2 separate regions of the Homo sapiens genome follow, and region 2 is linked to region 1. The links are chromatin contacts, found by Hi-C or POLR2A ChIA-PET in ENCODE. All regions are on one chromosome and are shown on one strand. The core of a region is the stretch at or near the end of the contact, and the rest is flanking DNA. Distances in the headings are between cores, read along the strand shown.

Evidence for each region. A loop is a pair of places that touch in the nucleus more often than their neighbours do. ChIA-PET counts read pairs that join two places held with the same protein, here RNA polymerase II (POLR2A). Pooled maps may share reads with other maps.
Region 2: a loop to region 1 is called in a pooled map, with 4 times the contacts of the local background. The contact joins the enhancer-like site here to the promoter of TCEAL4 in region 1. A Hi-C loop is called at or near these places in 2 of 168 maps with a recorded cell type or tissue (endothelial cell of hepatic sinusoid and vagina) and 2 of 50 pooled maps. POLR2A ChIA-PET finds 5 or more read pairs at or near these places in 2 of 52 experiments (PC-9 and activated CD4-positive, alpha-beta T cell).

Annotation. Positions count from the first base shown.
Region 1 is chrX:103,583,338-103,587,112 of GRCh38, forward strand. TCEAL4 (transcription elongation factor A like 4) reads left to right here and starts at 2,178. Exons shown (of 3, transcript NM_001006935.3): 1 at 2,178-2,287; 2 at 2,882-2,954; 3 at 3,312-3,775. The coding sequence starts at 3,339. RefSeq lists an enhancer at 2,098-2,811.
Region 2 is chrX:103,655,547-103,659,175 of GRCh38, forward strand. No RefSeq gene overlaps it. Among named protein-coding and RNA genes, the nearest start is that of TCEAL1, 28 kb to the left of the region's middle. Within about 2 kb of position 1,270, at least 5 of the 41 ENCODE cell types and tissues checked have a DNase peak (open chromatin) inside an H3K27ac peak, as active enhancers do; they include PC-9, where a contact is called at or near this core.

The sequences.
Region 1 (3,775 bases), core at 928-3,427:
TTGACTGAGCAATCTCATTACTGGGTATATACCCAAAGGAATATAAATCATTCTGTTATAAGGATACATGCACCCGTATGTTCATTGCAGCACTAATCACAATAGCAAAGATATGGAATCAACTGAAATGCCCATCAATGATAGACTAGATAAAGAAAATGTGGTACATATACACCATGGAATACTATGCAGCCATAAAAAGGAATGAGATCATGTCTTTTGCAGGCACATGGATGGAGCTAGAAGCCATTATTCTCAGCAAACTAATGCAGGAACAGAAAACCAAACACCATGTGTTCTCACTGGGAGCTGAATGATGAGAACACATGGACACATGTCAGGGAACAACACACACAGGGGCCTGCTGGGGGCAGGGAGGGAGAGCATAAGGAAGAATAGCTGGTGGCTGCCAGGCTTAATACCTGGGTGATGAGATGATCTATACAGCAAACCACCATGGCACATGTTTATCTACATAACAAACCTTCACATCCTGCACATGTGCCCCTGAGCTTAAAATAAAAGTTGAAGAAAGAAAATTATCATTGTGGGTAACTATTAGAAGTGAAATTACTGGCACAAAAGATCAAATATTAATTTTTTTTTTTGAGACGAAGTCTCACTCTGTCGCCCAGACTGGAGTGCAATGGCGTGATCTCGGCTCACTGCAACCTCTGCCTCTCGGGTTCAAGCAATTCTCCTGCCTCAGCCTACCGAGTAGCTGGGATTACAGGCGCCCACCACCACGCCCAGCTAGTTTTGGTATTTTTAGTAGAGATGGGGTTTCACCATCCTGGTCAGGCTGGTCTTGAACTCCTGACCTCAGGTGATCCACCCGCCTCAGCTTCCCAAAGCGCTGGGATTACAGGTGTGAGCCACCGTGCCTGGCCGATATTTTTATTTTTAAATAATTTACAAAGTTGATCTTCAGAAAAATTTCACCAACATATTCAATAAGAGCAGGGGAGAGTGCATGTGTCCCCAGTCCTTCAACAAATCTGTTAAAAATTTTCATGTAATCTAATCTATCAGCATTTGTCTCTTTGTTGTACAGTCACACTGCGTATCGATTGGTCAACGACAACGGACAGCATAGAATACGATAGGCTATAGTATGTAGCCTAGGAGTGTAGTAGGCTATACCATATAGATTTGTATAACTACACTCTACGATGTTCGCACCACCACGAAATTGCCTGATGCATTTCTCAGAACATATCCCCGTTATTAAGTGGCACGTGACTATAAAGGCCTTCCACACCAAAAGCTTATGTGGAGATAAACGGAGTCTACCCATAAGAGAACAAACAAGTGCTACTTATTCACAGCTTTTTTATAGCAAGGAAGTCAAGCCACCATCATTTGAGTCTGGCAGAGATTCAAAGACAGGCAGGGGAGTGGGAAAGCTTTATAGTGGAAAACAAAAACACAAAGACTTCAGCTACGCTCTGATTGGATGTTGTTGACGTGAGGAAGCTAGAGGCAGGCCAACTAGAGGCAAGCATCCTATGTGATTGAATATGGGTTCATATTTGGGTTTTTCTTGTTTGTCATCAGGTCAAAAAAATTAAAAAGGCCAGAAAGGCTAGCAAATTGATTAAAGTCCTGAACATTTCTGCAGATGCTATACTTTGGCTTTTTGAGCTGCTTGCAGCAAAGGTTGTGGGTCACAGTTCTATTTTCGTATGTGGTCTGGTCATTGTATATTCAGTTTCTCACTTAAGATAAATTAATCGTTGTTTTATTTTGCTTCAAATATAACTTTATTTTTTATTCATTTGAAAATTTATGTTTGTACATGTCAGGAAAAAGGGACAATTTCATTTATTTTGGAAAATTTTTCTTAAGTTTTTTCTAAAGGGCAATATTCTATTCTTTATACAGTACTTAAGTTCACATTCATACGATTTTATCGGGTGGGTCTACGTTATTTCAGTGGAATTTAAGAGCAACATTATCAAGACTCCTCTTCTGGACCGCCCAACTCATTAAAAAAAAAACTGTGATTTTCATTAAGATTCTTTCTTTGATTAATTTCTTAACAAGAAAAAAAGGACAAAAGGGCCCAGGGAGGTAAGAGGGTACCTGCTGGAGAGGTGGTGGGTGGCTGGAAGCGGCTGGCTAGGAGGCGGGGCGTGGGGCGGTGGAACTCCTGGGCTGCGGCATTCACGTGATCTGCACGGGCGCAGATGTAGGCACCGGTCCGAGTGCCTGCCCTCTGTCCCCGCGGCTGGGTCTCGTCTGCTCCGGTTCCTGGGCTCCTAATTCTTGGTCCAGCTTCTTCCAGGTCAGTGTGCGGGCCTTCCACGCTGCCAGCGGAACACTGGAATGGCGGAAGGGGAACGGGTACGGCAGGGGGAAAGGCTGGGGGTGGGGTCGGGTCGAGTCGAGGGAAGCTGGCCCGAGTGTGGACAGAGATGGCGGTGGGAAAACGGCTAGGGGTGGCTGAGGGGGAGCACGTAGGCAGTGGGCAGAGGGTGAGGAAGGCGAGCACCCCCAAGTATCCATGCTCGCTTTCCAGGCACATCCTCTTCTCTGCCCTCCGTCCATTTTGGAGCCGGAGATGGTGGGCTGGGGCCGCCCCAGTAGTGAGACAGTGGAAGTAAACCCCATCTGCCGTTCCCGTGCGTAGAGAAAAACGTTGACCGCGAGGCTGGGGAGGAGAGTTGCCTCTGAGGAAGAAGGGCACAGAGACCCAAAATTAGTTTGGAAAGCATCCTGATTTGGTGCCCGAGGCCTGGAAAGAAATGGCGGCTGGGGTGCGGCGGAGGTAGGGGAGGAAAACGTTGGATGAGAAGGGCCTGGACTCAGGAAAGGGAACCGCGTCCGTGTGAGCCCGCTGAGCGCGCAGACCCTGCCCCTGTCTCCTGTCTGTCTGCAGGTCTGCGCGTCTGTTGTTCCCAGCGCTCTGCGAAGCCTGAAAAGGAGGAGCAACCTGTCCAGAATCCCCGCAGGTCCGTGAAAGTACGGGGCTGCATGGACAGGGGCCCACAAGGGTTGAGAGTGTGGAGGGCCCGGCCAGGGCCGAATTGGGGCCTTTCCCATTCCCCCACCCACATGAACACACACCTTACCAGGCTGAACCAGTGCAGAGAAAGTGGCAGAGCCTGTCAGGCAATGGCTGGCTCACGTGTGTGGGAGGAGTGGCGGGCTACGTGGTGGGCAGAAGGCCCTCTTGGAGGCCTGGCCAGCTTAGGGGAACCCTCATCAGGGGTGAGATGCAAGTACTATCCAGACCTGCATTCCACCCCATGCACTCAGTCTCCCATGTCTCCTCTTTGTCTCCTCTTTCCTCCACCCCCATCCCCCAGGACAGGAAAAGGAGGGGAAATCTCGACATGGAAAAACTCTACAGTGAAAATGAAGGAATGGCTTCAAACCAAGGAAAGATGGAAAATGAAGAACAGCCACAAGACGAGAGAAAGCCAGAAGTAACTTGTACTCTGGAAGACAAGAAGTTAGAAAACGAGGGAAAGACAGAAAACAAGGGCAAAACAGGAGATGAGGAAATGTTAAAGGATAAAGGAAAGCCAGAGAGTGAGGGAGAGGCAAAAGAAGGAAAGTCAGAGAGGGAGGGAGAGTCAGAGATGGAGGGAGGATCAGAGAGAGAGGGAAAACCAGAGATAGAGGGAAAGCCAGAGAGTGAAGGAGAGCCAGGGAGTGAAACAAGGGCTGCAGGAAAGCGCCCAGCTGAGGATGATGTACCCAGGAAAGCCAAAAGAAAAACTAATAAGGGGCTGGCTCATTACCTCAAGGAGTATAAAGAGGCCATACA
Region 2 (3,629 bases), core at 20-2,519, 71 kb after region 1:
TCCTCCCTTTGTGCCTGTGACTCATAAGGAACATATTTAATCCCAAATAGGTGTATCCAAGTAGTTATTCCCTGAAGTTTAATGGTGGTGAGGGTATTTAACAATATCTGATAGGGGCCTCATATGGTTTGGATCTGTGCCCCCATCCAAATTTCATGTTGAATTGTAATCCCCAGTGTTGGAGGTGGGGCCTTGTGGGAGATGATTGGAGCATGGGGTCATATTTCTTGTGAATGGTTTTGTATCATCCCCTTGGTATTGTACTCATAACAGTGAGTGAGCTCTCATGACAGCTGGTCATTTAAAAGTGTGTGGAACTGGCCAGGCGCAGTGGCTCATGCCTGTAATCCCAACACTTTGGGAGGCTGAGATGGGCGGATCACGAGGTCAGGAGTTCGAGACCAGCCTGACCAACATGGTGAAACCCTGTCTCTACTAAAAATACAAAAATTAGCCAGGCGTGGCGGCACGCACTTGTAATCCCAGCTACTCAGGAGGCTGAGGCAGGAGAATCGCTTGAACCTGGGAGGCAGAGGTTGCAGTGAGCCAAGATCTTGCCATTGCACCCCAGCCTGGTGACAGAGTGAGATTCCAACTCAAAAAAAAGAAAAAGTGTGTGGAACCTCTGTATCTTGCTCCTGCTCTGGCTATGTGAAGTGCCTGCTCTCTCCCTTTGCCTTCCACCATGATTGTAAATTTCCTGAGGCCTCCCCGGAAGCCAAACAGATGCCAGCATCGCTTCCTGTGTAGCCCACAGAACCATAAGCCAATTAAACCTCCTTTCTTTATAAATTACCCAGTCTCAGGTATTTCTCTATAGCTACGTGAGAACAGCCTGATATAGGACCTTTTCATTTGGGTTGTAATTGATCTTCAGGGGATCCTTCTTTTTAGTAAGACTAAGTCTCCTGGTTAGAGGTGATACTTTATTTCTATATTCTTGAAGGGCCTTGTGAACAAAGCCTAAATTTCAAAGAGGGCATAGGGAGGTGTGTCCAACCTCCTGTTTCCCATCATGGCCTGAATTCTTTGTTTGTTTGTTTTAGACTTCTTTGGAATTTCCTTTGGCCAAGAGACTTAGAGTCAAAAAACTGCCATTGTGGGAAGCTGTCCATTGGGCCAAGGGTCCAACATTCCCAATAAACTTACTTGAGGAGGCAGCTCACTGGGGCTAGTAAAAGAAGGTTAGCTCTAATAGTGATGGGGAGCTTTTTTATGTGTCACCAGGGGCAGTTAGCACATTCTCATGCCAATGACCCTTTTGTTTATACTGGGCACGCTGATTCTGGCCTAGTGAATCAGTGGGCCAGTGAGTCAGGGCTCTTATCTGGGCATATCAGATGCCAATCTCGTGATGCTTTCTTGGGATGGGTAATTCTGACGTGGCAGGGGACTTAAAGCAACTGTTAATGATTGCACTTTTTGGCTATTTTTTGTTTTTGTTTTTGTTTTCTCACCTATTTTGCCCTGTCCCTATTGTTGTAAACTTTAAAGTCCTCATCTAAGATCTGGGTCTTAGGGGCTGGGTGCAGTAGCTCATGCCTATAATCCCAGCATTTTGGGAGGCTGAGGTGGGTGGATCACTTGAGGCCAGGAATTTGAGACTAGCCTGGTCAACATGCTGAAACCCTGTCTCCACTAAAAATGCAAAACTTAGCCAGGCATGGTGGCGGGTGCCTGTAATCCCAGCTATTCAGGAGGCTGAGGCATGAGAGTAGCTTGAACCCAGGAGGCGGAGATTGCAGTGAGTCAAGATGGCATCACTGCACTCCAGCCAGGACAACAGAGCAAGATTCTGTCTCAAAAAAATAAATAAATAAAGAGAGTTAGCTCATTGGGATTTGAGGTCTCATTGCTGCTTTTTGTATCTTCCTCCTAATGTCAGGTGCAGGATGAGTAATAAAATGTACACCCAGGAAAGCTTGCCCTTCTGGGGGGTCTGGGTCTGCACTGGTATATTTCCTGAGTCCCTCTATCAAACGACCCAGAAACAGAACAGGATTTTCGTCTTTTACCTGAGTTATATTTCTAGCTCTGTCATAATTGACTGGCTTAACCACAGATACTTCCCTCCACTTTTTTCCCACAGCACAGCGAACAGATAACAATATTTCTAAGTCATGACAAGTTAAATCAAAGAACATGGTCAACATAACACATGCCTGTATAAACTTTTCTGGATTTTCTGAAAACTGGCCAAATTTTTCCTCATATAAATCCAAATTAGATATAGAAAATGGCACATGTAACCCCATTTCCATTAGCTACCTCCTGCAATGGACACAGATTTTACTTTAGGGGCTAATATGAGGCTCCACTCCTGGTAGTATTGATTGGGCTTATTTTGGGGGAAATGGGGGTATAAGCTGGGGCTAGTTGGATGAGGGGGAGGAGTGTCTGATGACCTTGAGCTAGAATCCTTTGTTAGAGCACTGGCAGGACCCCCCTCAGAATTGGGGGACTGGGGAGACTCTGGGAAAGGCATAGGCCTTCTAGGAGAACCAGCAAGGAGGGGATCCTCAGATGGAGCTGTCTGGTGCCTGGAAGTAACATGAGCCAGTAAAGGGTCATAAAAGCCTGTACATAAGGGACCTCTTCCCATTTTCCTTCTTTTTTACAGAATAAGTCCAGTTGTAAATTATCATTACAATATATAGAACCATGTTTACGCCAAATTTGGTTTTCTAATTTGTACGGAACCCAAACCATGTTGCAATAGAAAATGAGTTTCTTTTTCATTAAACCAAATTTGAATTTGCTCCAATAGCCTAAAAGACATCCTAGTCGTGAGTCCTCTGAGACGCTCGTCATTGTCCCCATGGATACAGAAGTTTTAGAGGACGCAGAAGTCTTCCTAAGTCTAGCAAAAGGGAAAGCAACTGAGTCATTATTTTTCACTTTTAGATTCTCTCACTTCCTGCAGAGAAGGTGTAAGTATACATAGCAAGGCATTACAAAAGTGGATTACAAGCTACAAATGGACAGTAGAATGTTGAGCCTAAAATCCACAGTGAGGGTTAAGCAGAGAGGAGGGCTAAACAAATGGTGAATGGGAAGGGAGGAGGGGAAGAGGGAAACAGTATTACCCAAGGGGACACCTCAGAGGTATTGACTTGCTGGAGAACCTATCCAGCAGCGGAGACACCAAAATAAATGTTCAGGCAACCACTTTTCTACCGTTGTAGGTGGTTGTCTGTCAGGCCAGGAGCCTAGGAACTCCCTGTTCCTTCAGCTTAGAGAGGTTTGAGCAAGACAGTTGCTCAAGTCAGCACACAAGAAGGAGTCTGTGACTGCCTATTAGGGAAATAATAACTTCTAACTTCAGGGCAGAAAAAGGCAAGATCACTATTCCCCTAGGGCGAGGGATTATAACCCACAATCCTAGAGGGAATGTCAATGCTGAAAACCCCAGAGCATCTGGAAGGCAGCTGAAAATGCAAATGCTGAAAACCCAGAGTACCAGAGTTTCAGCCAGTGAGGGTCCCATCACCAAATGCCAGGGGCATCCATCCAGGGGGTGGCCAACAGTGAACCCAAACCCAAGTTGGGGTCACAGAACAATGTGACTCTGGTTTCCCAGAGTCAACACAATAGGGAGCCTCTCACAACCAAGTGTCCTGCCTTAAACA